Linked DNA regions of Homo sapiens: region 2 is linked to region 1. Evidence: chromatin loops called from intact Hi-C (ENCODE). Cell type or tissue: Panc1. All regions are shown on one strand. Links, peaks and the distances in the headings refer to the core of each region. The heading gives the core; the rest is flanking DNA. Region 1 overlaps BTBD9 (BTB domain containing 9). Region 2 overlaps BTBD9 (BTB domain containing 9).

Region 1 (16,065 bases), core at 3,040-11,039:
ACATGCTGCTGGAAAAATAGGGCCAAAACACTTGTTGAACACGGAGTTGCCATAACCTTCAGTTGGTAAAAACAAAACAAAATACCACAGTATCTGCAAAGTGTAACAAAAAGGGGTATGCTTGTAGCACTATTCTCATTTTAACTTGAAATGGTCAGATAGTTGGTAAATGACCAAGCTGGGACTGAATTCGGTCCATTTAACTCTAAAATCTGTGCTTAACACTTATGTTTACAAGAGAGAGTTGAGATGGGCCCTGCTGAGAGCATGAGAGTTAACTACTTGAATCTGTACCCAAATCTAGGATTCTAACATATTTTCAGGAACAGCACAAAGGACACAATATAAAGAACAATTTAAAATAGTCCTGTGTAAGGTAGATTCCATCTTTGAGCTTTTGGTTATAAAGACATTTGAAGAACTAGACAAAATTATGTGCTTGTGGTTATCCATTATATAAATTATCTCCTGTCATTCTGAAGGATTATTTTATTTATAATCTGAAGACCTACCTTAGGAGGGGGTGGGCTGGGTGTGGTAGCTCATGCCTGTAATCCCAGCACTTTGGGAGACCGAGGAGGGCAGATCACTTGAATTCAGGAGTTCAAGACAAGCTTGAGCAATGTGGGGAAACCCCAGCTCTACAAAAAATACAAAAATTAGCTGGGCATGGTGGCACATGCCTGTAATCCCAGCGACTCTGAAGGCTGAGGTGGGAGGATCACCTGAGTCCAGGGAGGTCGAGGCTGCAGTGAGCTGAGATCACGCCACTGCATTCCAGCCTGGGTGACAGAGCGAGAGAGACAGAGAGAGAGTCAGCGAGAGAGAGAGAGAGAGAGAGAGAGAGAGAGAAGGAAGGAAAGAAAGAGGAAAGGAAAGGAAAGGAGGAAAAGAGAAGAAAAGAGAAGAAAGGAAAAGAAAAGAAAAGAAAAAAGAAAGGTGGAGGGGAATCGAGTTTGCAAGTATCACCAGGTATGACTAAAACAATTTCTTGCTCCTTTAAGGTTTTGAACAGAGATCAGCAAACTATGGCCTGCGAGCCAAAAATAAATTTTATATTTTTAAAGTATTGTTTAGAAAAAGAATAATTTGTAACAGAGACTTTATGTTGCCCACAAGGCCTGAAATTTTTATTATCTGGTCCTTTACCAAAAACATTTGTTGACCTCTGCTCTAGATCTTAAAAATGGGTGCACAAAGTATGAAATAGGTGTAATAGAGAATAAAGTCCCTAGTTAGAAAAAGCAATTCCCTAAAGGTTGTTTTTTTTGAGACAAGGGATCAAGCCATCCTCCCACTTCGGCCTCCCAAGTAGCTGGGACTACAGGTGCATGCCATCACCTCTGGCTAATTTTTAAATTTTTTGTAGAGACAGTGTCTTGCTGTGTTGCTGGTCTTAACCTCCTGGCTTCAAGCTATCCTCCCACTTCGGCCCCCCAAAAGTGTAAGCCACCATGCCCAGCCCCTACAGGTTTAAGTGTCCAAGGGATTTTTTTTTTAATATCAACAACAAAGATTCCCAGAGTCAGATTTTCAAATGGATCTAGCCTCCCAACTTAGCATCAATGAGATGATATTAGGGGACAAAAAAAGAAAAAGAAGATGCTGAGAAGCTTGGGGAAGAATCAGAATTATCCAGGTTTAGAGCTGCAAGGAACCGTATAGAAACTATGGACCAACGTTCTCTAGCTCCGTAAATGAAGAAACACCCAGGGACGAGGCAGTGACTTCAGGCTGCGATGTGTCGGCATAGCACAGTCCTGTCTCCGGGCTCCTAGGCCACGTCTATTCTCACTGTGCCATGAGGCCTTTACCTTATTACAGAGACATGCTCTGCAAACCAAGGTGTGGTGGACAGCTTTTTAAAACGTCAGACGAAAACCAGCAGCTCTGCAAAGAATGTGTGATCTGAAGGTGAAGTCTCAACCCATTTTGTTAAGAAAAATTAATGTTTCTTTTTTTATAATGCTTTTTTGAATTTCAAAAGTGGTACACATTCATTATAGAATTTTCATTAAGAAAATTATTTTTCAATAAGGAAATTCAAAAAAAGAGAATAATTATTCATAATCTCTCCATCCAATAATAAAATATTTTCAACATTTTATTATTTCCTTGCAACTTTTTTTTTTTTTTTTGAGACAGAATCTCACTCTGTCATCATCCAGGCTGGAGTACAGTGGCATGATCAGGGCTCACTGTAGCCTCGACCTCCCAGGCTCACGGGATCCTCCTGCTTCAGCTTCCCAAGTAGCTGGGACTACAGGCATGCTTCACTATGCTTGGTTAATTTTTGTATGTTTTGTAGAGATAGGGTTTCACCATGTTGTCCAGGCTGGTCTTGAATTCCTGGGCTCAAGTGATCCACCTGCCTTGGCTTCCTGAAGTGATGGGATTATAGGCGTGAACAACTGTGCCTGGCCCTTACAGCTTTTTTAAAAATGCAGATACACATATGCCATTTGAAAAATTAGAATATTCCCAGAAGTTTGAGACCAGCCTGGGAAACATAGCAAGACCCCATCTCTACAAAAAAATTTAAAAATTAGTTGAGCATGGTGGCACATGCCTGTAGCCCCAGCTACTAGGGAAGCTCAGGTGGGAGGATCACTTGAGCCCAGGAGTTCAAAGTTGCAATAAGCTATGATTGTGCCACTGCACTCCAGCCTGGGTGACAAGAGTGAGAAGACCCTGTCTCAAAAATAAATAAATAAGTAAATAATTACAGTATTTTTTTTCACTTAATGTCAGCATTTTTGTGTCACGTAAATTTTCCTAAAACCTTTTAACATTATACAATTCCATTGTGTGTATGTATAATAATTTCTGTAACTTCTAGGACGGACCAGCTTATAGAAAGAATGTTTTACCTCGCCCTCACCAACAGTGATTATGAGCATTATTCAAAATATTTTTCCATTTGATAAGCATGAAATGGTTTCTCTTTGTTTCACACTGACGTTGATCCTTTCTTCACATGGCATTTATTTATATGCCATCTTTTGTGAATTGTCTATTCCCAATGTCACACGTCCTATTCCCATTTTTCTTCTGAGGTATTCATCTTCTTTTTGATGATAAGAGCCAAACAGAAAAGATTTTAACCTTTTCTTCTATCACAAATATTGTATGTTTCCCACTTTTCCATTTGCCTTTTAATTTTGTCTTTTTAATTTGTTGTTGTTTTAATCTTGAAATGTAGCATTTCCAGCTAGTCAAATCCTCTGCATTTGTCCTTTGTAATGCCATATAAGGGATGATCTACCGAAGCTGGCTAATGACCTATTAGTTTCTAAAAAGCAGCCAGTGTAAGTCCCCCAAATCTGCACAGCCTGCAGAGGTTCCACTCAGTGTTGGCCAGATGGAAGGAATGTGGAGTAGAAACGCTACCAGATGGACTATGAGTCAGGAGGCCCAGATGCTTGTCCTGGGTTTGCTGCTTGCTTGCTGCAAGTCCTTAGGCAAATCTCCCATTCTCTCTGGGTACCATAACCCTCTGTCAACAAAATGAAAGGTATGGACACTACACTCTCAAAAGACACATCCATTTCTTTTTTCTTTTTTTTGAGACAGAGTTTTGCTCTGTTGCCCAGGCTGGAGTGCAGTGGCGCAATCTCGGCTCACTGCAACCTCCGCCTCCCAGGTTCAAGAGATTCTCCTGCCTCAGTCTCCCGAGTAGCTGGGATTACAGGTGTGCACCACCAGGCCTGGCTAATTTTTGTATTTTTAGTAGAGACCAGGTTTCCCACGTTGGCCAGGCTGATCTCGAACTCCTGACCTCAGGTGATCCACCCGCCTCAGCCTCCCAAAGTGCTGGGATTACAGGTGTGAGTCACTGTGCCCGGCCGACACATCCAGTTCTAATGCTCATTCTTATTTGACATGTGAAAGAAGGGAAGTCAGTGCTAGATGTTCCAGGCTAGTCAGAATCCACAACCCCAGAGAGACCTGTCAGTGAGAAGAGGGAAGAAGGTGAGAGATGGTAAAAACGAATGTCTGACAGGAGAAAACTTGCAGCCCTTTTGACATGTGGCTTATAGAATTTATTTCAAGTAAATCAGCATGATCTGGAAAGTCAAAGGCAGCAGAGAACCAAAACTGAAAAAGGGCTTACTTCTAGTGCATAGATTTTTCCCAGAAAAGGCACCAGGTAATCTGACTGTGACTTCCTCTAAGCCAGTTGGGGGATTATAAATGTTGGATATGGGCATAAAAGCCAGAATAAAAAGATCCAAAAGGGATGTGGATGACAAAAGTGGTACAAGTTTTGATGTAAAAGGGAAAAGCTGTTCATGAGGGTCATCATGTTGAGAGAGATCTCTTTGAGGGCTGGTATAGATCAGATCATAAAAACAAAAGGGACAAAAGACAACGAAACTCAAGCATAGGAGAAGAAATGGTCTCAAGACAGTTTGGCAGGTTTGTAGTACAGATGAAAGTGATGTCCTCTGTCCCGTGGAAATACCCGCAAACACAATATCGTGAAATAAGAATATGTGCTTTGAAGTATTAAGGTGCTGGCAAGAAAGGCAAGGTGTTAGTTACATAATAGTGGCATTGTGTTGTGGGTGCCACCAACAAAGCCCTGAGTCCAGGTGACACAGGGTCATGAGAAATCACATTAATGAGCTAAAGTCCTTACCTACCATTGCTAACTAACTAGTATTTTATTTATGTGTATTTAACAATTATTTTTTCTTGCATAAATTAAGTAATAACACCTGTTTTCTTCACTTTATTGCTACTTTAGTAGTTATTTATCCTTTCCATTTTATTTTAGCACTGATTAAAACATAAAATGTCTTTAGGAAATGTTATGTCCTAATTTATGGTTTATTTTAATCTTAGCAGTCAAACACTGATGACATTGCATCTCTTTAAAAAATTAGCCTATTATCACACACCAATAAATACATTCTTTAAAAAAAAAATCTCATTCTCAAATGAGAAGAAACCACAAAGCAATGAGGCAATGAAGGAAGAAAAACAAATCCTGAGTCTTTCACCTGGCCCAACAGGGTGTATTAAGAGTAATTATGGAGTGTATTAAGAATCATTAAAGTAATATTTCCTTGGGTTTCTGTGATGAAGGATGGCTCATCTGTTCACTTCCAATACTTAATTTTTTCAAGCTTGCTGTCTTTCATGTAAATAAAAAGGAAAGAGTAACTTTCCTTTTCCAAAAAACACAGAAGGGCAAAAACTACACTACAAATAGCTTTTACCCTCAGGCTCAAAGTTCTCAATAAATTAAATCTCCATTATTGTTTACTCTGTTGTGGATACAACTGAAAAAAGATTAACCGGGTCCCACTTTAGAGATGAGAAAATGGGCCCACAGAAACAGCCTAAATCAATCTATAATACACAAAGAAACAAAGGCCAGCCTTTCCATCCAAAGGCCTCTCCTGGGATCTCGGTTCACAGTCTCCATTCAGGGTTCAACAGCACCCCTTCAGGACTGCACCCTAAGTTTTTAAAGGAGGGAGATGTGCAGGAAGGAACACTGACCAGGAGCAGGTAACTGAAGCTCAGCCCTAGCTTTAGCCCATGCTATTTCTATGATCTTGGGAAAGTAATTTTCATCTTCCTATGGCCCCATTTCCTTCAATATAAAATGGAGATAATATTTACACCTACTGCCTCAGTGTTTATAAAGTTCAAATGGAGGAAAGGGCTCTTTTCAAAATACAGGCCACCTGTGTTATTTATGAATTTAAAATAGAAGAATAAAGCAACTAAAATAATGATTTTTAAACTTACATCATCCTCTCATTCATGAATTTCATAAACTCATCTCCTTAAAGTGCTACATGGCATACATGTAAGAATAAACATAATTTTTTATTTCAATTATTTGTTTTAATCAACTAAGAGAACTATTTTGTGTGTATGTATAATATTGACATTTTATGGTAAGGAAAATTATAATGTGGCACAAATAGCATATCAATTCTTTTCTTAAAGTGTTGATAAACCAAAAAACTGTCAATATGCTAATAATAAAGTTGCATTTTGCTCTAAATTAAATGTACACTTTCGATTTAAGATTTTATTCACAAAATAAACAGTACCACTGCATAAAAAAATTACATGATGATATAAAATACTATGTGAAGGAGTTGGCAAATTATGTTTATAGCTGTTCTTTAAACCTAGACAATTCTAATCTAGAATTCGATCTAAAAATAAGATACTTCTGCATTTTTAACCCTTAAAAAATTGTCCATTCAATACTACTCATTAAAGCAAAAAAGAAAAAAATTTTTCAACTTACATACAAAAATTCCATGAGTTTTAAAATAATAAGAAAGTGTGCTATAACCTACCGATTACTTTGAATAAAGGATATTTATCAACAATTACACTGGGTAAAAACGTTCCTTTCTCTGAAACCCTGGAGGAGCAATGTTTAATGAGAAAGAATTATTTATGCCTACAAACACAGAACTGTAATAGGTAGTTTTAATGTAACACATCACAGCAGTAGATGCAGGCGGCCAGAAACGTGTTACCTGGTTTTGACTTATACCCAATTTCCAAGACCAGACTAAGACTTTGTAAACAGCAGGGGCTTTTAGTTTTGTTTTTCCTTATTATTGATAGTGGATGGCAACAATATTTGTGCTGACGGGGTCTTTGGGAGGAATACTGAGGTTCTCCCTTTTCCTGAGGAAAATGAGGTCTCACTCATCTCCTATTTGCCAGGACTAGTGATCTCAGCACATGCTTTGTTCTTTTTTCTCTCTGTTTAAGTGCTGGTAGTAATTTAGTGATTTCAATCATTGCTACATTCATTTTGGAATAATAAAGTGATGTTAGGAGATTCCTGTCATTGCGAAGACAGGTTTTAGGAGGAAAAGGATCTATAGTTAGTCAGTTTTGCTACCAAGAGTAGCCTTTGGTACACTGAAATCAAATTAACTACAAAAACATCAGGGATACGTGTGGGGATGGAGCTAGCTGTGGGGAGATGAGCACTGAACCCAAACCAGTCTGGGCCAGAGGAAAACTCTACAGTCTCATCATGCAACAAAACAGGGAAATTGGTTTTAGCGTTTTTAACTTTAATTAGTCACATTAATTAATGCTAAAAACCAATGTTAACAGTATATTATTTTCATCTAGTTAAATAAAGGATTACACACATTTGAGTAAATTACACAGCATTAAACATTTCGATAACTTGAAATGAAGCCATTACTGTCATTCAAACAAGTTTCCACAGCTAAAGGCTGAATGTTAAGTATGAACTGATTTGGCATTACAAGAATATAAATCCTTTATCTTTTTACTGAGAAGAAAAAATGAAGAGATTCGATGACTTCTGACTTGAATAAGTGGTTTGCAGTAGCACAGCGCCCTCCAGTGGCCAAATTTCAAAATGCAGTTTCAAAGGACAAAGTTCAGTAGCAAATCTTTTCATGTTGAATGGTGTTAAGCTGGTAACATTAGCTCCTTTTTCTTTTCTCTTTTAATATAATTGTTTATCTCAGCACATATTTTCAATATCAAACCATTTTTCTATTGCCAAATTTCCCTCACCAAATTAAAATTCTTCTATTCAAATCTGATTTGTTTTCCCTCAGAAATATTCTGAAAAGTAAAAAAGAAATCAAAGCGAAACAAAACAAACCTAATGTGGACACAGACAACTGCAATGAGAGGGAATTCTCTATACGCCTCAGATAATGGCGAATGCCAGCACTAGAGTAGTAGTAATGAATTCTTAAGTGTTAAAATCCAAACTCCAGAGTAAGATTATACAAATTATGGAACTCTATTTTGCCTGATATACATCATGATGAGTACATATGGTGAGTTCAAAGTTGTAAGCATATCTTTTACTCATTTTTTCTATATGTGAACATTTCTGTTTTTAAATAACAGTATAAAAGATTTCACTGTATGCACATTCTTTCACTATTACAACTCCTATTAAAATGGATCCAAATATTTTTCTGTGGAAGTAGGAAAAGATAACCCTTTGGTTACCTTTGCAGATTACCAGAAAAGCTCCCTTAGGCCAATCTAAAATACTCCTATTCTTGAAAAGACATTGATTTCTCACAATGAAAAGAGATCATAATTCCACTTTTAATAACTACTGCCATAGAGTAAACACTTATAATATTCTTGGTCTGCCAAATAAATACTGCAAGGCATCTGGGGGCATACAAGCATTGCCCCGGATCCTATACCAAATAGTTACTAGGTAGCATGAGGGAGTTTGCTATCAAAAGGATAATAATAACTAGCTATTTTTTCCCTTTTCTGCCTACCCAAAGAATAGAAAAGTTTAAGCATGTTTTAAAGAATCATACCTTTCACCGAAACCGACAAAGCAACTCTATATAATGTCAAGAACAATGGCTGTGGCCTTGCATCTTGTTTCCACCGCTACAGATCAAAACAGGCAAATAACATCTCTGTGTTTCGTTTCTTCATCTATGAAATGAAGATAATTGTTCCCATCTCATGGGAATGTGGTGAGGATTCATTGTAATGATGCAAATGAAATAACTAAGCCTGACTGCCTGAAACTCACACGGGAGATCTTCAAAGAATGTTAGTTCTCTTCTCCATCTATTCTTACCAACAAAAGAATGCAGAAGACCTATTTTCACCAGAAGGAGGACTGGAACCAGAGTTAGCAGGTATGGAGTCACATGGGTGAATCAATAAAACCCACTCAAAATTTCATCTATGAAAAACCTGTCCTTCTTTATTATACATTAGAAGACCCAAAGATGGTTCTGGAAGCAAACACACTGAATTCTGGAAAGGGGAGGAAAAGGAACAGAATTGGCATTTGTTATGTGCTTCATGTGCTACTGGTTGCACCCAGCTTTTCTATACATAATCGTATTACTTAAGGCACCACAGAACTCTATACAGCAGTTAGAACTGTGATGGAACCAGTGAGGCTGGCTTCCTCTTATCCAAGTATGACTGGAGGACAGGGCTCAAATGACCGTGCAGGTGCATCTGGGCGGGGGGGCGGGGGTATAACAATGAAGAGGAGGTGCAATAACAGCCCCGTGGGGATGATGACAGACAGAATATGCTCATGAATAAGAATGTCTTACTTATCCCATCTTAATTACTTTCTTCTGTCTCTTTCTTCATGTTTAAGTATTAAGAGCAGTGAGGTGGTAAGAAATGGTATGGGAGTCATATCAGAATCCTTTGGAGAGAAGAGATGGGCACATGTGTCATCTAAAAAAGCATTTTCAAAATTATAATAAAATACACAACATTTGCAAAGCAGGCTTTCTGCCCGTTGTGACCGTGAAAACAAAGCAGCTGAAGAGGCCTGATGTGAAAGTGACCTCCTCTGTGCTCTGTCACTGGCAAGAACAGGAAAAACACTTGGGGCAAGCAAGCCAGCCCCACTTTCACACATGACTCACACGACTGAAGGAAAGAAAGGGCATCCTTCTCAGGCTGTCACTGCCTTCTTTTATTACAATTCTTACTTTTTATAATATTTTAAATAATATTAAAGGAGATGTAAGATTTGTAAGTTTATCAAAGAGACATGAGTTTTTAAATGTTGAGAAACACATTTTTCTAAAGATGCAAATCAGCCAGGCGCAGTGGTTCACACCTGTAACCATAGTACTTTGGGAGGCTGAGGTGAGAGGGCTGCTTGAGCCCAGGAGTTCAAGACCAGCCTGAGTAACACAGGGAGACTCTGTCACTACAAAAAAAAAATTAAATTAAATTAGCTGGGCACGGTGGCACACACATGTAGTCCCAACCACTCAGGAGGCTGGGGCAGGAGGACTGCTTTAGCCCAGGAGGTTGAGGCTGCAGCAGGACATGATCACACCACTGCACTGCACTGCAGCCTGGGTGACAGAGCAAGACCCTGTCTCTTAAAAAAAAAAAAAAAAAGAGAGAGAGAGATGGAAATCAGCTTCAGGAAAATGAGAGGGTAAAGGGAAAAAGGACTCAATGGACAATTTTAAAAATTCGGGCTTTTGGCTAATGGTCATTCCAATTAAAATGCAAATGAATGAGGCTTCTAGCTTTTGCCAGCTTGCCAAGTACCCTATGACTTACTAGTGGCAACAGCCATCATGCCTTCCCTTGCTACGTTAGTGTCTAAAACAATGCCCTAAAAGCTTAAGAGAGCTGGTGGCAGACAGCAAAGTAGCCAGGGCCTAGCCACATGCTCTCACCAAGATCCACCCTGAAGGTGAAAACTTTCAAGCAGGGAAGCAAAGGTACCAGCATGCCCCCTTATCAACATGGGAAATACCTTTTTCTCAAAAGACAAATGCCACAATACAGAACTATGACCATCTAGCAAGCAAATGACAGATGGGTCTAGACACATAAGGTAAAGGACAAAATTGGTTTTGGTGACTCTCTGAATATTCATGGAATCTATAAAAGTCCAATTCTTTTAGGATGCAGTCTGTTAGAAATGAATATGCAACTGTACCAAATAAAAACAGTGTATTTCTCAAAATGCACACAGGGAGGGGACTTTTCCCACCTCCCACTGCTGTCACAGGCAGTTGCTGTATACGATCTAGTATTATCTGAACTGTATATTGATTTGTGATTTATATTCTCTAATGTAGGTCCCAAGGATACACTTTTTTTCCCCAAACTGTACTTCCTCTGGAATTTCACACATCACAAAAGATGCAACATTCAGTAAGATGTTTCCTAACCATAGCATTAGAACGGGCTAGCTCTTCAAAATGATCAGGTTTCCCGGACCCTACACATGGCAGCAGTATGGAGTCCCTTTTTGCAAATTTACCAGTTCATGATATGGAAAGAAAGAGAACGAGAAAGGCAGTGAAGGGGAGGAAAGGAGAGAGCAGAAAAGATGAAAGGGAGGAAAAGAAAACTGAGAAGAATAAAGTATTCAGCAAGAAGGAACTGATGTCAAAAAGGATGACTACTTACAACTAGACCTATTAACAATAAAAACCATTGTATGGTAGAGGATTTCCAAACCTTGTTGCTACAAAACTCCAACTACTGAGCAACCATTACAGCAAGCAAAGGCTTCAGAGCTGGCTATTCTCTCAAGTCCCAGGCAGAACCGAAGGTATTATTTTAAGTCTTAATTAAGCAAGCTAGGCTACAGTCAAACTGCAAGCAACCCACTGAGGTAGCAACAGCTAGGTTTATAGAAAGAGGTATTTAATAAGAATAATGTGTGTTAGGCATGCTGAAAAATGGATTTAAGGCTGAGATGCCCCTTGGTCTCAATACTGTTATGTTTGAATCTTGTTGGCTTTATGGAAACAATAACTATAAAGTGTCTTTCACATTAATAAGAATTTCCAGCACAACCAACATCCAAGTGATTCCCAACAAATTATCAGACACAGAAATCTGATCATTTACAAAAGTGGTTTACTGTACAAATTCAGCTGCCTGACGCACCTGTCTATAATATCTAAAACCAAATCCAACCTATCCCAGTTTTTCCACAACTAGGTTGTTCCAGGACTGGTGAGGTATCAAGGATGAGTCACAACACCAGAGCTGGACTCTGCCATCCACACTCCATGTTCATGGGCAAGAGAATGCTAAGCATATTTCTTCACAGACTGTACTAAACAGTTCTACATCACATAAGCTAAATTTCTTTCATTATTTAGAGACACATATATTTCAAAATTTGTATGGTTCTATCTTTTTCTATCTAGTACTAAAAAAAAAAAAAAAAAACAAGGCAAGAAGTAACCCAGAAAAGGATGTAAGAGGAATACTAGCTTTTAAATGCCTTGGCTCAGAAGTGTCCTGTATCCCTTCCACTCATAGCTCGTTGGCCTGGGCAAGTCACAAAGCCCAAATCCAATAGCAACAAAGGCTGGGCAACATAAGGGGACACATGAAACCTGTGGTGAGCACCACTATTTCTACACACCATCCAATTTCAAAATTATTTGATTCTAAAACCCAAGAAGCCCCGGACCACTCCTCCTGTAAGCGTCACTATCCACACCAAGGATGTGTGTACCCTCTACTTTGGTAACCCCCCACGCCCCACCCCAGTTGATACTGAGGCAGACCTCAGTTCTGTGTTGATTTTCTCACAAAATTACATTCAAAACAAATGGAGCCCTAAAGATATAAATTCCACAGAACAAAGACCTGTACAATCAAGTTAAATCCCCACACATTTTTATCCACATCAATTATGTGTCATTTAAAAGAAAGAAGCCATAGTAATGAATGATCTAACATAACTGGAGTCTAAACAATGCCTGTCAGCAACTGCGAGAGGTTCATCTTTTATAGTTGGTCTTTTGCTGAGCCTATTTTCGTCCGCTTTCTTATTTTCTCTTTAATTTTGCTAAGTGAACACTATTTTGACAGGAGGTTAAGCAATACACCAAAAAAAAAAACAGAGAAAAAATATTAACAAATTAAGCACTTTTGTCTCATCCTCCTCAGCACACTGCCAAGTATTGCCCATTGTACACTGCAGTCTCAGAAAACACTGCTCACAGGGACCGCCCGCTCTGCATTCAGCACACAAATCACTCTGTGATCACATGCATTTCTCTTTATTTTTAAAATCTCCTCATTGTTGCCCATGGCACTTGAACACTATTATTACTAATCCAGCTACTCCTAATAATAGTATTTAAGTAACTTGTCATCTTGGGAACTTTATAGACAATAGCTAATTAATTGTCAAGCATTTAATGTAACAGGATTCTAATCTCCAACCTCTGAAGCAGGGTATTTATTTGTTATAATGGTAAAACTTCTGTTTAAATTGCTTATTTATGCAATATATATTCTCTATCATCTCAATTCTAATTTTTATATCTGCTTTGTAAGTAAAATAAAGAATCCCATGCAGAAAGACACAGACAGTACACTTCACAAACAGTAATGAATCTCTTGTGACTTCTTTTATTCACACTACAATAGATTCTATATTACCATGCAGAGAAAAACAAAACAAAACACCATAGATTATTTCCCTCGTTTGCTCACAGTATTCTGATAGCAACAAGAACTTGAAGGTGCAGCATGCTGTCTTAGGACTGTGAGTAAATACGATATTCTGTTGACATCTTGTTCCTGCTTTCAAACAACCAGGTATGTTACATATGAACTGTCAGAGCGCTGAATAAGTTTTCCTGTCTAAATGTGCCCACATTCTTTTCAGAGACGTCATCTTAAGCTGAGCTCCGTATCTTAGTTGAATACTGCAGTTAACAATTTCTTAACTTGCAATAGTCATTTCAAATCAATATTTAAAAGGTATAATCATTACTACTTGTCTGCTAACCTTCCCCTCACACACACCATGCATACTTTCCATGTGGCAATGGAAATGGTCTGAATCCAGCAGAAAATAGAAAGGTGTCAAAGAAAGAGAGATAGAATCTCTTTCTCAGGCCCTTAATGAGGTCTCCAGAGCCAAAGGCAAACCAATAACAAATTGTATTTTCCACATATTGGGGGATGGAGGGGGGAGGAAAAGGCAGCAGAGGGGTGGTAGTAGGGGGGACCTGGAGCTTGTCATCTGAAATTAATTGAATTTAGCCATGCCAAGAAAACACTGGTAATAAACCCTCCCCATCTAAATTAAGGGTTTTATACCATGAAAAAAAATAAAAATTTACGGCAGTAATTTCATCTGGGTTTTTCAAAAAGTGCTTGCTGATTTTCTTGTACTCAGTAGAAAAATCCCCAAGGAGCAATGCAGACTGCAATAAGGCAGACTTCTAAAAAGATACCATTTAATTTCTCACTCCTCCCTTTGCACTATTACACACTTCCACTTTTCTCTAACTCAGTATTAACTCTCTCAACACAATTCTCTTCCATTAACTCTGAGCAACATCTTACAGGGCAGGTGAGAGTGCCTGATCTGCAAATGCCTATCCATTGCTCTTAGCAAGATAAGGACAAGTCAAGAAAACCAGAAGCCCCGGAAGCGCATGCATGAATTCTTTATGATACCTGGCCATCTTAATTGAAGGCATCAAAAGTCTTAAAGGCTTAAAAATAACCCCAAAACAAATCCATCACTCAATGTCTTTAATGCCAGTGACAAGAACAGATGAGTGAATTCAGTTCCCAACTTGTGGGTCATAGGCGACATGGCAGGTACAGAGGCCAAGCACAGATATATCTGCAAAGGTTCTGCAGATCTCCATGGGTACAAAGCACTGGCTGAAGACCAAATGTTTAATGTATACAATATAGAGTATTCATTTTCTAATGAATTTTCTATCTAATGTCCATAGATATTGCTGTGATGAATAAAACAGAAATTTATTAAAACGAGAACAAAATTCACAGTTGCTTTTTGTTCACTTTCTCAATGGATGCTGTAAGTTAAAAAGTTAACTTACAGTTCTAAAAATTTTTTTAGGCCAAAATGAGCCTTCACATTGAAGAAGACAGAGAACACCTGACGCGAGTGTTAGTGCAGGTTGAGTATCCCTGATCCAAGCATCCAAGATCCTCCAGAATCTGACTTTTTTGAGTGCCAACATGATGAGCAAAGAAAATGCTCATTGGAGCATTTCAGATTTCAGGTTTTCGGATTAGGAATGCTCAACCAGTAGGTATAATACAAATATTCCAAAATCAAAAAAAGTTCAAAATCCTTAACACTTCTGGTCCCAAGCATTTCAGATAAGGGACACTCAACCTGTATCTTCAGTGCTTTCCACTTGGGCACATAGTAAACACTCAATACTTGTTGATCATAGATGTGAGTACATTTTTCTTGGCCCCTTTTTGCATCTAGTTTTTCTTTCACTGCAGTCCCTGCCAATTTACATCACCAATCCCATCCCTTGGTGTATAAGAGAGCAACAGTTCTCAAAATGTAGTCTGGGGACTCCTGGGAGTCCCTGAGACCCTTCTGGGAGGTCTGTGAGATCAAAACTTCTGAATTCAGAGAAGTTATTTACCTCCCATGTCTGTGCACTTGAGCTTTCCACAGGCTCCATCACCTGTTCTGTCACAACAGATTGAATGAGAAATGGAGAATCCAGCAGTCTTCTCTTTATTATGCCAGACATTAAGATTTGCAAGGCTACTCTCTCCATTAAATTAATTTTTAAATAGTTATTTTTCATCAAAAATGATATCTATATTGACATGTAATGGGTTTACTGTTGTATTTTTAAGACAACAAATAAATATTGACATATCCTGCATAAACAAAAGCTCTTTGGGGTCCTCAACAATTTTTAAGAGAATAAAGGGCTCCTGGGAACAAAAGTTTGAGAACTACTGGTATAGAGATAGCAATCTGCAATATCCTGGTGTCAATGAGAAGCTGGTTTCTATTGTCAAGAACTCTGCTAATCCCTAGAGATGCTGATGCTGGACACCTGCCAGATGGGGATGTTGTAAAGGGGATTCAAATGTTGGCTTGGGTGGCTGGGCCAGCTGCTCACCATGGTCTGTTCTAACAGAAGATTCTATAATTCTGTCTGAGAGGGAACCTAAAGAAGTCTTTCAGAGCTTTGGCTACTGACATGGAATATGAATAACACTTAATTTACCTTCATTTTGCTACCCACGAAACAATATGAGTACATTTTTTTTCCATGGTGTATTCTCTTCATTTTGGTATAATATTTCCAACATTTTGGAAGCAAGGTGATTTTTAAATTTTGCTTGTTGAGTTTTTATTAAAAGAAAAGCTTTCTCTTCCATGTCCAGCCTCCTACCATGTTCAAATCACAAAGACCAGTACCATTTGCTCTGAAGGGAAAGAATGCTAAGGGAAGAGGACTCTGAGAATGTCCTATAGACCAAGGTCAATAACGAGGCAAACATTCTGCTGACAGAAATCCCCAAGGCAAATACACAAATACCAAACCTGCAGAGATGAGCAGGATATCTTCATCTTCTGCGCAGGTCTTACTCTTGCGTAACACAGAAATAGGATGGCTTATCATTAATGAGCACACTGTGCCCACAGAAATGAATAAGTTGTTTAGAATATATGGCATCAGATTCATGAAGGGAAAGAGCTATTAGGAAAATAAAATGACCATACTTGTGCAATTTGATTCAATTCAATGAACGTTAACTGAGTGCCTG
Region 2 (16,065 bases), core at 1-8,000, 310 kb before region 1:
CAGGTCCACAGATAACGTCCACCATCTGTGTGGCATCTGCGTGGGTTGTCTCTGGGTATTCTGGTTTTCTCCCGCGTCCCAAAGCTGTGCACTTGAGGTTCATTGGTGTGTCTGCAGGGTCCCAGTCTGAGTGCATGTGAATGTGTGTGAGCGTGCCCTGCAATGGCATGGTGTCCTGTCCTGAGCTGGTTCCTGATGCATAGTTCTCCTGGCCCTGCAATGGTTGAGCACAGACCCTGCTAAGCAGCCGTGCTGGGGAGTGGACTTCAACCTCATGTGGCTCCAGCCAGCCTGGAACAAACGCCCCCAATGTGTAGAAGCCAGCCACCTGGCCGACAGTCACCCTCTAGGAGCTAAGAAGAGTTTGCATACCTGACAGCAGGTCAGCCTGGAAGCACCATGAACTCTGTGCCAACACCGTGCCAGCACTGTGCAGACAGGGCACAGCACCGAGCTCAGCGCCCCGCAAGCAAGGGTAAGCCATGGCCCTGACCTGGAGAGTAGACAACGTGCTTCGGGGGGTCCTGACATGCATGTGTGAGCTGTGGGGTGCAGGAGAGAAGGGCGGGGTGGGGGCTGTCGTTGCCACTGCACGAGCATGTGTGCACATACATACACACGGCCTTCTACCGTAGAATCAAGTTCACAGAGACAAATGTAGTATCAACTGCAGAATTATATTGAAAATATAAATTCCACGCTTACCTCCCTGCATCACTGTTTTTTCCATATTCCCACTTCAATTCATTTATTGACCACTGTTTTAAATTTCACATTTTCTCATATGAAGACTGAGACCGTGTCTTCCTGGTGTGTCCACTCTGTTTTGGGAGCTGCCATTTTCTCTTAGAGGGAGCTGATTTCTCTCCTTATAGGGCAGGGGCTCAGGCACGGTCCTCGCCTCCTGCAGACCCCTCACTGCCTCACGGCTGAAGCTGTCCCCACTTAGCCTATGTCTCCCTCCTTTTCCTTTCTTTCCTTCCTTCCTTTTTTATAAAATCTCCTTCTGTGGGTCCATCTGCAGGGCTTACCAGTCAACAACTGGAGGGGCTAGGTCCTAGGGGAAGGCCTTATGTGGAGATCTGAACACTATTTGGGCCATCAGCTCTGCCCTGGGCTAGGCCAGGGGAATCTGAGAATCATCCTCTAGGTGACAACCATTAATCCACTCCTTCATCAGCTTCACAATCTTGCAGCTCTTCAGTAACAACACCGCCCTGGGCATGTCGGCCACTCATGGGTCACTTGCCTTATAAGTGTTCCTTCTTCCACACCCAGGGATAGGTGAGGTCAGGCTCTGCGGGGCCAGGACACGCCTTGAGAGTGCAGTCCCGGTCCTCAACACCCCCCCCACTAAAGCTTCTCATAACCCAGCAAATACGCCTTCTCTTTTGCAGTATGACCCAGAGCCATATTCTGTTCCCACGCCCACACGCAGGACTTTTCAGGACAGGCTGTGTTTTACTGCTCCTTCCCCCTGCTGACACAGGAGCTCTTTATCCGGCCCCACCATGTTCTTTAATTGGTTATTTGTGTAATCCCTGCTCTCCCTGCTCGGTCAATATCTCCGGAGGCCGCTCCCCAGAGCCTCAGGCTGACACTAATCCTGGAATTGACTTACGTTTGTCCTACTCCTTATTACCTTTTCTCAAGCTCACTCCTCTGGTATTGAATGGTTTTTCTCTCCTTTTGCTCTTGCAACGTTCTCTACAGTCCTGTTAATTTCCAGGCCAGCTCTTCCCCCACCGGCCCCGCAAGCCTTCAGGGTGCCTCCCGCTCCGTGGCCCACCCCGCTGCCTGCCTCCTTCTACTGATCTGTCAGCTCCGATCTGACTCAAGGACCAAGGCTTAGTCGTCCTTCTACCTGCTCGGGTTCTTGCACAAGAATAAACAAATCGATAAAAACCCTGGATTGAGAGATAAAGTTAAAAAAGACCTCAGAGTGGCCTGGTGCTGCGGCTTGCTCTTCACAGCCGGCCTCTCACTGGAGGAGGGATCAGGGCGGGTCTCTGCTCCGCACTGCGCTGGTAAGAGCCTGGGAAGAGATGCTGTCTGTGGTGAGCACGTGATAGACATTCCACGACCCGACCTGTCGGTGCCCTGGTTCTCATTGTTTCTTCTCATTTCCAGCTGCATTTATCTCTTGTCTAACTTGGGCAGTGTTAAGGGCACAACTGTGTTTAGCCCATTAGCCAATTTGTTTTCAGATAATAATGCAAATGGCTGTTACTCCCAACACACCTAACAAGACTGACAGCCAATCTCAACTGCTTCTGTGTTTTCCTATGGATATTTCTTCTAAAGAACTCCTAACTATCTCTCTCCCTGATGCCACAGAGCTCACGGCAGGCCCTGCCATCAAGTTAGGGGACCCTGGAAGCCCCTGGAAGCCCTAGGCCGTAACTGCCTGACTGAGCTCCCTGTGGCTCTGCAAGGAACTGGGGCCATCTCAGAGCTGCGTCCCAGTCTGTGGCCCCAGAATCCCAACTAAATGAAGTGCAGTCTCCCTGAGCATCTCCACCAAGCCACGCAGGTGCTGCCAGATTCAAAGGCAATACACAGGCAGGAGTGAGTTACCTGTATTAAATCACAAACTGTGTGGCGAAGATTCTAAGTGGAAAAGAGTGTTTTTACAAATGGATAGGCGGGTGAAGACACAGAACCTGCCATGGGTGGGGGTGGGCAAGCTACAGGTGACAGGTGGGGAGGGAACAGCCTCTGCACACCAACAGAGACAGGATGAACATCACATATGCAGCAGACACGGCCAGAGGATGACGCTGCACACGTGAGCAGGGTCAGGAGGTACACACGTACCACAAGCATGAAGCACCTCCTACGTGCCTGACTGGGCGAGGTCCCAGCTGCCCTCAGAGGGTGTACGGTCCAGTGAGGCCAGCAGACACATAAGCCAGGGAGAAGGAGCCCCAGGGCATAGAGGAGTGGGACCCAGCCAGGCAGGCGGTCAGGGAAGGCTTCCTGGGGGAGGAGACATCTGAGGTGAGTCTGGAAGGAAGAGGCAGCCAAGCTAGAGAGGATGGAGGAGGGGGGGACTTGGTGTGGAAGAAAAACAGGAAGAACTACACAGGTTCTCAAGCCAAAGGGTGGCAACAGAGCAAGGAGGGCCTGGGAGCAGCAGGGTGTGGGGGGGAGGGGTGGGGCAGAGGCCACACCCAATGGGACAGGGCGAGGGCCTGGCCTTAAGCTGGGCAGGGATCCTGATACTCTTGGACAAAGGAGGCTATTTATTTATTTATTTATTTATTTATGAGACAGAGTCTCGCTCTGTCGCCAGGCTGGGGTGCAGGGGGGCTATCTCAGCTCACTGCAACCTCCGCCTCCCAGGTTCAAGCGATTCTCCTGCCTCAGCCTCCTAAGTAGCTGAGACTACAGGCACGTGCCACCACACCCAGCTAATTTTTGTGTTTTTAGTAGAGATGGGGTTTCACCATGTTGGCCAGGATGGTCTTGATCTCTTGACCTCATGATCCGCCCACCTCAGCCTCCCAAAGAGCTGGGATTACAGGCGTGAGCTACCATGCCCAGCCTACGAGACTCTTTAAAAACTAATATTTCTTAAACTAAAAAAGTTATTTAAAAAGGAATATACATTTGTGGTGACAAATTCAAATAACAAGTATTTTAAAAATCTAGATGACAACAAACCTTTAAACCTTGGAATCCCCTGATTTAGCAATTTGGAATCAATAGGCAGGAGTCATTTTCAAATCAAGAAAGATCAGAATTTGGTAACAGACTGGATGAGACTGATAAAGGAGAGCGCCCACAATGACTCTCAGGGTTCCCTGGAAGGGACGGGGGCGGGCATACTGCGGTGCTACAGAAGGTGGCAGCAGCAGGTCCCAGGGCTCCAGTTACAGCAGCTCAGACCTGCACTCATGCCAAGGACTCTCACAGACCCTTTCCCTGCAATGATTTCACTGAGTGCAGACTCCAGCAGGTGCGCCCACAGCGCAGCTCCTGCCCTCAGGACCTCTCAGGCAGTTGGGGGCAGAGGCACCTCTGTGCAGGGGCCTGTGTTCACTCTTCTGCAAATGGCGAGTGGCAGGCTGGGAATGAACCTCAGGGCTGTGCCTTCCTTAAGCCTGGACTGTTCCACTGTATCAACATACCTGCCTCACACAAACAATTCTACCAGCACGGGATCAGTAATATTTCATACATCAGAGGTGTGTGAGAAACTAATTTTGCCTGGAAGAGGGGTCAGGGCAGGCTACAGAGAGGAAGGTGTGCACAGGTGAGGCCTTGAGGGGTTGGGAGGCAGGGAGGGGAGCTGCTTTCCAGGCAAAGGGAACGAGGAGAAGATTTCCACATAAAGATCTGGGCCTTGGCACCTCACTCCTGGCAGCCTGTCTGTAATTCACTCTGGTCACCCCTCTGTGGAGCAGTGTGCCTGCCTCAGTCATCTCTGTTGATGATTTAAGCCTAGCAGCCTTCAGCCAAATGTGGCAACTGTGTAAGCCAATACCCAGCTAGCTCCTGGACCACTCGGATGCCCATCAACATGTACGAGGCTGGGGTTACTTCTCCTGGGATCCCAGAAATCCTCAGATTTGCACGCAATGCAAATGGGCATTCGGGGGGGCCTGTGGGTGGTCCCGATTCTGTTCTTGGGAGCGGGAGTGAAAAGCAAGCCTGTCGTGGGGAAACTGGCACCTTCACTGGTGGCCACGCTGCTGGGGCTGGGCGTGAAGCTGCCTCCGGCCCTTGGAGAGGAGTGTGAGGGAAGGGAGGCGGCAGTGCTTTTTATACACAGGAGCTGGAGGAGGGTGATGGCAGCTTGGAGGAAGTCATCACTGCCATGGTAGGGGGGAAATCTGGAAATATTGGGCATGTGGCCCTCCCCTTCCCACCGTAACCCCAAGCTCCTCAGCCCACTTCTTTCCACCAGGCACCTTTGGGCTTCCCTCTAGGTGGAACAGCCAAGTCCTGAGTCTCTTTGCTCAGAAGCTCAAGTGATTCAATTTCTTTTCTCCAAACTTTCCCAAGACTGCAATACCTCTTGGAAAGGACGTGACCAAATGTGGCTGAGACACACTGGGCAGAGCCGCACTACTCATTTATGCAAAACCATTACTCTGGCCGCCGCATCAGTCTCCCTTCCCCTTTTCAGCAATCATGTATCCCATTAGCCTGTTTGATTGCCGCTGCTCACAAAGGGGCGCCTTCGCTGAACCGTCTTCAATGGCCTCTGGATCTCTCCCCTGAGAGAAGCCGGCTAATTTGGAATGTGGTCGTGTGTATGAATCCGACACAGCCTCAGTCACAATCGGGTGTCCTTTTCTGTAGCTGCTGTTTATGATCACTTTGCCTTGCCTCTCTGGGAGCCATAATTCACCACATACTGGAGATAGGCTGGGTGTTCTTTTCCCCGTGAATCCTGGACAGGATGTACACAAATGTGCTAGCCCCTTCTTGGTGACCAGGCTAATTCCTCAGTGGCTTGGTGGCTGCTGCCTCTCATTAGAGGGATTCCCTAAGCACTATTTGCTTGACAAATTTTCAAGGTTTTTAAAAGCAGAAGCCTTTGCTAATTTTCCCAAGTTGGCCTAAGAGTCCACTGTGAACTGCAGCAGAAATTGGGGAAATTTAATAAATGTTGATCAATGACTCTGCCTTGCTTTCCTGGTTCCTCCTGAATAATTTCCACAGACTGCTTTCATGCCAACCAATACAAATAGGATTTCTGATCCAAGTTTTCAACTTACAAATACAAGTTGACAAATCTTTATAAAATAGATATCTACCTCTTGATGTCTGTCCATAAGTCAGATGCAAAGCCATGACTTCTAACTTACACTCCCCTAAAGATCCCCTATTTCCCTTTCACAGTGGCTGATGTGGTGGCATCACACACCCACCCAGCGTTCAGTGACATAACAGATCCTGACGATGGTCACCATTAACATCTCTCTTATGCTCGCCTCAGAGCAGAAGGTAACAGTCCATCTACAGACTGCAGAGATGTTTTGTTTTTGTTCTTTAAAAATGAAGACGAGTGCCTCCAACAAAATATCCCTTTTGATAAACCTTGGTTTTTTATGTGCATCTGAACAGCCCAACACATTGTTTTCAGTTAGGGGCCGGGCATGGTGGCTCACACCTTATAATCACAGCACTTTGGGAGGCTGAGAGAGGCGGATCACTTGAGGTCAAGAGTTCGAGACCAGCCCGGCCGACGTGTCAAAACCTGGTCTCTACTAAAAATACAAAAATTAGCCAGGTGTGGTGGCAGATGCCTGTAATCCCAGCTGCTCGGGAGGCTAAGACAGGAGAATTGCTTGAACGTGGGAGGCGGAAGTTGCAGTGAGCCGAGATCGCGCCACTGCACTCCAGCCGGGAGACAGAGCGAGACTCTGTCTCAAAGACAAACAAACAAACAAACACAACAAAAAACAAAACTAGGAATTACTTCATAGGGAGACATTTCCAAATTGCGAGCAACAAATTTTCAGTATTGCTTAGGGTGATAGGATACCCAAATATTTTTGCACTAAGTATGGAGGTAAGTTTCTGGGTGACAATGCTTATGTACGGCAACAGCTTTTAAAAAAACTTTACAATATCATTTTCTCATATTCACATAGGCCAGGATATCCACAGATAATTGGAACTCTGATGCTTGGAAGGTTCTGGAAGAAGAGGCTTTCCAATCCCTATCACCCCAGGCAGCCCTGGAATTCCTGCCCTGTTTTTTATGTGTGTACACTCCAGAGTTCCAGGGAGAGAGTTACTTTCTTGTCTTAATGGATTCGGCTATAGAGTGGTAGAGGTATCTTTTAGTTATTTTTTTGAAAAACTAAGAAACAAAAAAAGGGAAGTGTTCTTGTTCGCAGGCTTCTGGGATGCCTGAATCTCCCCACCTGATAGATGTGGCCTCACCAGGGCCCCCTTCCCACACCAGACAGGCACCAAGAGAGCCTAGCCATGGCCCTGCTCTCCCCACAGGGCTGGCCCATGTGTCTCCAGCTGCCTGGGCGGTTCTTCACTTTGTGTGACCAGGCTCCGCATGTACCTTCTGTCTCAAAGGGCTCCAGCTGCGTCGAGGCTTCCAGCATCACCCCTCACTGCTGGCACAGCAATGGGACACATCTGAGGGGACCCTCACAAGCTGCTGTCTCCATGCGTCTCACTGCTGGGAGGCTCCTGGGTACTCATCTGCCCAGGTCTGGGGTCACTTTCTCCCAGGCCAGTTGAGGATGGAGAATTATTGTTGCTCCAATATGACAGGTCTAAGGATTGTGCAGTGTCTGAAACAACCATATGTGCTCAATGTTGTCCTGCTTTTCCTCTCTTTTTTTCCAATAAAATCTTTCATAACAAACATTTAAATATAAAGAAGCCCACAAAAGGTCTTCTTTTTTTTTTTTTTCTGAGACAGAGTCTTGCTCTGTCGCCCAGGCTGGAGTGCAGTGGCACGATCTCGGCTCACTGCAAGCTCCGCCTCCCGGGTTCATGCCATTCTCCTGCCTCAGCCTCCTGAGTAGCTGGGACTACAGGCGCCCGCCACCACACCTGGCTAATTTTTTAATTCTTTTAGTAGAGATGGGGTTTCACCGTGTTAGCCAGGATGGTCTCGATCTGACCTCGTGATCTGCCCGCCTCGGCCTCCCAAAGTGCTGGGATTACAGGTGTGAGCCACCGCGCCCGGCCTAAAAGGTCTTCTTTTATAATTATGAAACAAACTAAATATTTTTCTGCCTTTTTTCCTGTCTCACTGGGAAGGAAGCTTTAAGATCTAGTTCACTCTCCTTATTTCAAAGGCAAGTGTCCTGAGAGGCAGGGAGGTAAAATGACACTGGGGCCACACAGCTGGCTGGAGGTGAAGCTGGCACCAGTGCCGAGGCCCCCTCCCTTCCTTCCACTCACTGCTCGCTCCCCTCAGTGCATCCTCTGCCTCCCTGCCTGCCCAGTGCTGGTTCATGGAACCAGCTTCTAGAGCCTCCACACCCCTTTCTTCTTAGCCTGGCTCTTCTGAGGCACCTGGCTTTGATCATTATCTGCAGGTATAATCCTTAAATCCAAGTTTTTGTTTGGATGGCTCAGCTTTCACTGCCTCTCCCCCAGCCTATATTTTTGTGCAACCGAATGCTTCCAGACTCTCTCATAACCATCAGAGCTCTGCCATTCTCCAAGGGCATGGCAGTCACAGCCTTGATGCCATCTTCAGTTATTCCTTCATCTGGCTTCAGGCTGTCACAAGTGATTCCTGAGAGCTCATTCCCTTTGGAATCCCACACCAACGCTCTGGCCCATGGTCTGATTTATGGAGGGGTTACTGTGTGCCAGGCACTGGGCTGGGTGCTGAGGACACAAAGATGCTACAACACAGTCTCTGCTCTCAAGAACTGCAGTGTGGTGGGGAGCCAGTCAGAACCTCCTGCTTTTGAAGTTTCCATGAATGTAATCCTAGTATACGTATTCTTTGGTGTCTGGCTTCTGTCCTTCAACACGCCGTTATGTTCATCCACCCACAGTCCCTGCAGCCTGTTGTATGAGATGCTGTGTTTGCTTACCCATCCTCTGTGGATGGACGCTCGTGGTATCCCGTTGGGTTCAGGATGAACAAGGCTGCGGTGACAGCATCCTCACTCTTGCCTCCTAAACTGGTACAATGCAGATTCACAGGTACCAGGCTGCCCGCTGGGCTTGACTATCCCGGCTGTCCCTGCACTGCCTCCTCTCTGGCCCAGTACCTCGCATGCACCATACAGGGCCTCCGTGCTGCCATCTGAAACCTAAGTTTGTTTCCATTATTTCTATTCCCAAGCAGGTTTTCTTTGTGGGCATCCATTTCCAGTTGCTGGAACATGAAGCCCCTGGAGGGCCAGGTTCCCTCCCACACAGAAGTGGAGTCTGAAGGCTGGAACTGGTGCTCTCTGCAGACCAGGAGCTTTTGCAAGGAGAGGGCTGCCTCTCCATTTGCTCTCTCTGTGCTCTGCCACAGAGCACAGAGAGCGCCCACTGGGGGTTCTGGCCCTGGGGCCAGCATGTGACTGCTTTGAGGTGCTTCTGGGCTGAGACGATGGTCCTCTGGAGGATGCTGCCGGGGAAATCCTCGGGGGGCCAGAGAGAGTGGAATCAGACCTGGGGCAGGGGGACCTCGGAAATAATTATCACCATGCCAGGAAGGAGCACTTGTTTCATTTTTTTCTTTAAGAGTCTGTTTCCCTGTTTTGTTTTTTTCCATTAGAGCCACATGTTGCTATGGGAACGAGGGTGGCATGGGAGCCCAGAGCCACTCACTGGTCTGACCGAAGCCAGTAAATAAATTCTGCCTCACTCCAGGCCCTGAGCCGAGTGGTCCTGGAGGGCAGCTCAAGTAGCCACTTGCAGACTTTCTGTCCTGCTGCTGTCGGCCCATGCAGATGCTCCTCTGACACGCTCGTGGGCTGATCACTCTCCTTGGAATAAGGAGCGGTGAGCCTGCAGAGTGCTCTGCACCCTCCCACCCTCCCAGGTCCTCTAAGACATAAACTCATTCATGGCTCCCAAACTCCAAGGGCCAGGATCACTCGATCCGTTTTACAGATCAGGACTCACCCTCCTCCTTCAGGGCTGGCTGCTGTTTTCATTCACTGATGTCTCTACCATCAATCAGGTACAGCCATTTGAAATCTCACCCAGAGTTAAGGGGCTTTTTAATGGGGATTCATTTCTACCAGGTGGTGAAGCTGCCATCCCCTTAAGGAAGGGTCCTGCCTCAGTTTCTCCCCAAGATCTAGCACAAACTGGTGTACACAGCATGCTCAGAGCCACCTGCTTATCAATGCCTGACTCATAGAGTTCTGGGCCAGGGTGCAGCTGGGCTCATTTTGCACATTGCCGTCTATTATGCCTTTGTGGGAGACGCAGTGGCCTCGATGTTACAGCCAGACTGCCTGGATTCACATTCTGATTCTGCCACTCAAGACTGGGTTGATCTCGTACAAATTAGTTAACGTCTCTCAGCCTCGGTTGCCTCTAAACTTTTTACTGCCAAAACTGTATGCTATAAGGCACAGTTTTCCCATAGAAATACCATGTGGGACAAGAAACAGTGGTGCCTCCCCCTCACTGAGGAAACCCCAATTCTGGCTCAGATAAGATTTGTCCCCTTGCTTTCTTTTTCTTAGCAGTTTTACCACTTGTGTATGCATGAATGTTGTAGTAAAGCTTTGCCTGCTTTTGAAGTTTCCATGAATGTAATCCTAGTATACGTATTCTTTGGTGTCTCGCTTCTGTCCTTCAACACGCTGTTATGTTCATCCACCTACAGTCCCTGCAGCCCGTTGTATGAGATGCTGTGCTTTGCTTACCCATCCTCTGTGGATGGACGCTCATGGTGTCCCGTTGGGTACAGGATGAACAAGGCTGCGGTGACAGCATCCTCACTCCTGCCTCCTAAACTGGTACAAGAGCTTCGTTGGAGAATACAGATAGGAGTGGAAGTGAATGCTCAGCCATAGGGTGAATGTGTGCATATGCTCCTTTAGGACAAAACACCAAACTCTTCTCCAGAGTGACAGGGTCAGTCCATCTGCCCACAGCACTGGAGGAGAACTGCCCACTGCTCCACAATTTTGCCAACACTTAGTATTGAGTTTCCTCATCTTTAAAATGAGGATGAGAGTGGAACCTACTTCATATATGAGGATTAAATCATGTAATAAATATAAAGGGCTGGAAGATAACCTGGCACACAGTAAGTGCTCAGCAAATACTAGCTACTATTATTGTAATTAATAATAATGATGATTATTATAAGGGTCCTAAGCTAGGAGATGCTGAGATATCTGGTGCACATACTTTTCCATTTACAAATGTTTCTGGTTTAAGAAAATCCTCCATATGACTATAGAAACTCTGTATTGGAATGCCACGGCCTCTTGATAATGAAAAGTTGGTTTACTACATCTTTTCCTTTATTGCTTTCTTTGACTGACTGACTGGGAGAGGGAGAGATGGGTGTACAGATGAGATCACTCACCCATTCATTCAGTTAACAGGTCCTCTATGCTTACACATGCCAGGCACCACGCTAGGTGCCAGGGATACAAAGATGAATATGACACAGCCTCTCTCCTCACTATATAAATTCAGTAAGTAAAATGGAACCTGAGAGCTGCCTAAAGCCTGTCAATACCATCCTCAGTTTCTGCTATTGACTTGGTAAAAGCTTTCATGTAGGTTCTTGTGAGCAGAAACCCTGTCTTTCTGAATACATTGCAGAGAATTTCCTTTTCCTACAGTCCTTTTTAACCCTCAAGACTGCTTGTGGGCCCCTGAGCTCCCAGCGTACTGAAAAAAATCACTCCAGAACTTTCAAACCCACGTTTTTATAAAAGCCATAAAAAGAAACAGGCGTAGCTTCTGTTTCTTGAACATCACTGCCTGATTTTCATGGGTGCACAGACTTGATCTTATTTACTCCCAGCCGGGTTTATTTAAGGATGTAGGCATGTGCCTTTGCTATTTGCTCAGATAATTAGTAACATGAAATGGAAGGGTTTCTGGGAGACCCCGCACATCAGAACCAGTGTGGCTCTGAGCACAGTCTTGGGGGCTGAAACTAAAGACTCCCTCGACGTTTGTTAACGTTGTTGACAAGGCCCAGTTTATTTTAGACGTGAGAAACTTAGAAGAGGAGCAGTGTCTGTCTCCCCAGTGGCTCAGAGTTGATTAGCATTGAAGGCAGGTGAACGACCACACAGGAATGACCATGAACTTGCTAAGCTGGCAGCCGAGACCACCTTAAAGTGACTGAGGAAATGGTCAAGAAGGACCTCCTTGGCCACAGGCAGTGGGGACAATCAGATGCATGGAAACAATGGAAGCGGAGGGTGGATGTGCTGAAAGACACACCGACATCTGTCTGCCATCTAGTGCTGAGCATGGGAGGAAGACAAAGGAGTCGGGGGAAGCGTTTGAGGGTAAAGAAAAAGCCACACGTGAGCACTGGGCCAAGCACAGGGGAGCTTCCAGAGCCAGGCGAGCAGGGAGCAGAGGACGACAGAAGCACACAGTGGGGGGGAGTGAAAGTGGAGTGTGCTGAGGAGTTCAGATAAATGATAAGGATGATGCTGAGTACACAAGGAACAGGGGTCACAGAAGGAAGTGGTGGAGTCTTTAACAGGTAAGCATTGGGGGAATTTACTGACAGAAGTCATAAACATAGCTAAAAAATTAAATGAATTCGTTGCTGCGGTGCTCACAAAGGAAGATGAGAGACAGATGCCAGCAGCAGACGTACACTTCCCAGAGGAGAGGGATGGAATGCCGCAGGAAATCAGAAGCGTGCCAGAGCAGGTGATCAAGAAATCTACACTCTCAGACTGCCGAGGCCACTGTCACCTGAGAGCTGGACGGATCGGAGGGAAGCGGGGAAAATTAGCATGCAGCAGACGGAGACTGAGCCTTTGGATGCAGGAAGACCTGGCCGACTGGAGCAAGACAGATGCACACCTACAGCAGGCAAGAAATCCCAGTCCGCCTTAGCTCAGTCAGGCCAGCCTGGGGGGCCTGCTTCCACGCACTGCCTGCTGTCCGCCTTCTCCTATTCCAGCAGCTGCCGGGGGTGTTTGGAGTTCGGGGCAGTTTCCATGGTCCCTGTTGCAGAGCTATCAACCCACTGAGCTCCTGCCTCCAAGAATGACTTCAGGTCTCTCTAAACAGCCAGCTGCTCTGCTAGCTGCTACTTACACACTGTCCAGGCCACTTCCCAACTTTTGCCAAACTGCCCAGCCACCATCTTCTCTTGAATGCTCTTCCATAGGAGCCTCCATGCTGCGCTTCCCCACCAGTCCCTGCTCTGCCCGCCTCTCTCTTGATGGGGAAGCACCTGCAGAAGACAGGCCTACCTGGGCCATTCGGCAAAGCGTGTGTTCACGCAGATTTCCCTTTATTGTACACACACAGACAGACCTTTCCATGCCATAGACCAAATCCATCGATAGTTTTTGAAGCTAGCACAAAGTCTCTGGGTTCACAAACACTGAGTAGCTAAAGGGAAACAGAGTGTTTCTCTGGCTCTGACTAAAACGAAGGCCACTGTTATGGACTGATGCTTGTGTCCCTCCCAAATTCCTCTTTGGAAGCCCTAATCCCTAATGGAATGGGATTAGAAGTGGGGTCTTTGGGAAATGATCAGGTTCAGCGGAGGTCATGAAGGTGAAACCCCCGTGATGGGATTGGTGTCCTTATAGGAAATGAGACTGAGCGCTCATGCCTGCGCCCTCTGTCACTGTCTCTCGCGAAGTGCACACACCAAAGAAGGCCGTCTGAGGACAGAACCCAGAAGACGGCCCTCACCAAGAACCAGAGCCTGCTGGCACCCTGACCTCAGACTCCCAGCCTCTGGGACTGTGAGAAATCAATGTGTTACTTTAGCCAACAGAATAGCCAGCTGAGACAGCTGCTGATGTTACTTAGCAAACAAGCAGGGACAGACAGAGGAAACCCTGCATCCTCTGCCCTCCAGGCCACGCTCCATAGTGAGAGAGGTACCCTGACCCCTGTTTTTGATGGCACAGTTCTGGCTCCCATGGGACTGTGAATCAGGGTGGTGCTGCACTCTCATCTCCAGCCTCCTGTCCTATGCTGCGGCCCTCCCCAGCTCCACGAAGTGCTCTTGTCCATGCGGTCATATCCTCTAGAGCTGTCTCTCCCAGGAATCCTGCCTGACCCAAGTCATCCTCCTTCCCTGATGTGACCCCGTCCCTCACGCCTCTGAACTCTGCCATACTGGCTTACACATATTTCCATTGTTCTCTAAGATAGGTGTTACAACATTTTTCAAATAATGTCCCAGAACCCAGTATGCTGCAGTAAAGAACATTCTCTGAGGGTTTGCTGTATTCTTGATGCCCAATAAAGTTCAGCTTTATTGTACATTTTTTGTTTTTTGAGTCAGGGTCTCACTCTGCTGCCCAGGGCTGGAGTGCAGTGGCATAATCATAGCTCACTGCAGCCTCGAACTCCTAGGCCCAAGCGATCCTCCTGCCTCAGCCTCCTGGGTAACTGGGACTATAGGTGCACACCACCGTGTCTGCTAATTGGTTTTCTTTCTTTCTTTTTTTTTTTTCTTATTGAGATGGAGCCTTGTTCTGTTGCCGAGGCTGGAGTGCAGTGGCACAATCTTGGCTCACTGCAACCTCGGCCTCCTGGGTTTAAGCAATCGTCTTGCCTCAGCCTCCCATGTAGCTGGGATTACAGGCACATACCACCATGTCCAGCTAATTTTTGTATTTTTAGCACAGACGGGGTTTTACCATGTTAGCCAGGCTGGTCCCAAACTTCTGACCTCAAGTGATCCACCTGCCTTGGCCTTCCAAAGTGCTGGAATTACAGGCGTGAGCCACCAGGCCCAGCCTTTTTTTTTTTTTTTTTAAGTAGAGACAAGGTCTCACTATGTTTCCCATGTTGGTCTTGAACTCCTGGGCTCAAGCGAACCTGTGGCCTCAGCCTCCCAAAGTGTTGGGATTACAGGCGTGAGCCAATGCACCTGGCTTATTGTGCCTTTTTTTGTTCTCTGAGAATGAGATCCTGTTCATTATTTATTTTATGACTTAAGATGATTCCTGGCCCAGCGTGGTGGCTCATGCCTGTAATCCTAGCACTCTGGAAGGCTGAGGCAGGTGGATCACCTGAGGTCAGGAGTTCGAGACCAGGCTGGCCAACATGGTGAAACCTGTCTCTACAAAAAAAAATTACAAAAATTGGCTGGGCTTGGTGGCAGGCACCTATAATCCCAGCTAACTGGGAGGCTGAGGCAGAAGAATCACTTGGACGCAGGCGGCAGAAGTTGCAGTGAGCTGAGATTGTGCCACTGCACTCCAGCTTGGGTGACAGAGTGAAACTCTGTCTAAAAAAAAAAAAAAAAAAAAAAAGATGTTTCCCAGTTGACAACACTACTTTGAGGCTTTTTTTCCCCTGATCAATAACTGATTCAAAAAGACAACTGAGCAAGTTATTCACTAGCCAAATGGGATGGATCACAAGTTAACTAGTGACCTACTATCCAACCCATTTAAAATGGCTGGTCCAATCTCCACCAAAGTGGTTGGGGCCCCTTGCACAGAGATTTTTGGGAAACTCATCATCAAAGAGAGGTCTCACACTCCAACTTCCGAGCTCTGTAATGGGAAATCATTCTTCATCTAGAATAGCTTTGAAAAAAAAGTCCAAGATTCTCTTCTTCTTCCTTGGTCACTGAGGTAACAGGGTTGGGACCTAGGGCAGCCCTAGAAGAAGGCCCTGGGCAGACTTGCCTTGCTGCTTCTTAGCCTTTTCTGACTTGAGAATTCCTTCTGTTATAATACAAAATTTCAGGGTTCCATTTGGGAATTAAAAAACTAGTCTAAAATTTTTGGGGGGATGCAGTGTATAAAAAGCAAGAACTGCAAATGAAAAACAGTTAATTCGATTTCAATATGTTACTATGTAAAAATTTCAATTGTTTATGACCTGGTGTTTATAATTCTTGAATTTTTCTTTAGAAAAAATCGGTTGGTTTACTTTTATAGTTTTCAGATTTGTTTTGAAATAAAGAGGCAAGAGGAAAAGTTCCAGGTTTCTGTTTACAAGTTCCTCTCTGCAAGAAACACATTGTAGATGTGGACCACTTTTATTCTAAATAAATAAAAAGCCAAAATGAATTTAAATTATCACAATATTTTCACGTTTAAAAATGCTTTTTGAAGTACCAGAAACACCTTGATGTGTTCTGGGGAAATTTTAATTCCATAAAGACAATGCATGAATCCCAAGCACAGGGCCCATTTGCTGGATGGAAACGAGAAGCCCTGTGTTCATAAAGCAGTAGAAAACCTTTCTGCTTTCATCTAGGGTCTCTCTCTCAAGCTGTCACGCTGGTTATTATTTGCTACTTAATGTTGTGCTCCCTCGGGCACAGGGACACCCCACTGCCACCGCCCTGCCGGCCAGTGTAGCCCCTCACAGGCACCCAGGGCACTATCCTGTGACTTGAGCTCAGGACTCACACCAGACTCGGGCTCCGCCCATCCCTGTGCCAGGGCCCCTGTTGGGAGTAGAGAGGGCAGTGAT

Evidence for each region. Peaks named below come from ENCODE experiments on the same cell type or tissue, not always from the same donor. Only the 100,000 strongest peaks of a DNase experiment are listed, where the experiment ranks them.
Region 2: it touches region 1 in a loop (5-fold over the local background); 11 of 110 quality-filtered maps call a loop at or near these places.

What each region holds. Positions count from the first base shown.
Region 1 is chr6:38,486,773-38,502,837 of GRCh38, forward strand. All of the region lies in intron 6 of BTBD9 (BTB domain containing 9), which reads right to left. Among named protein-coding and RNA genes, the nearest start is that of BTBD9-AS1, 13 kb to the left of the region's middle. In Panc1, for the core only: CTCF peaks have their summits at 5,481, 7,378 (motif pointing left) and 7,587; a DNase peak (open chromatin) is centred at 7,369; H3K27ac peaks cover 482 bases.
Region 2 is chr6:38,175,603-38,191,667 of GRCh38, forward strand. All of the region lies in intron 10 of BTBD9 (BTB domain containing 9), which reads right to left. It overlaps LOC124901315 (a long non-coding RNA gene), which reads left to right. Exons shown (of 2, transcript XR_007059571.1): 1 at 1-475; 2 at 1,714-13,890. Among named protein-coding and RNA genes, the nearest start is that of BTBD9-AS1, 300 kb to the right of the region's middle. In Panc1, for the core only: no CTCF peak of the experiment used is centred there; a DNase peak (open chromatin) is centred at 4,379.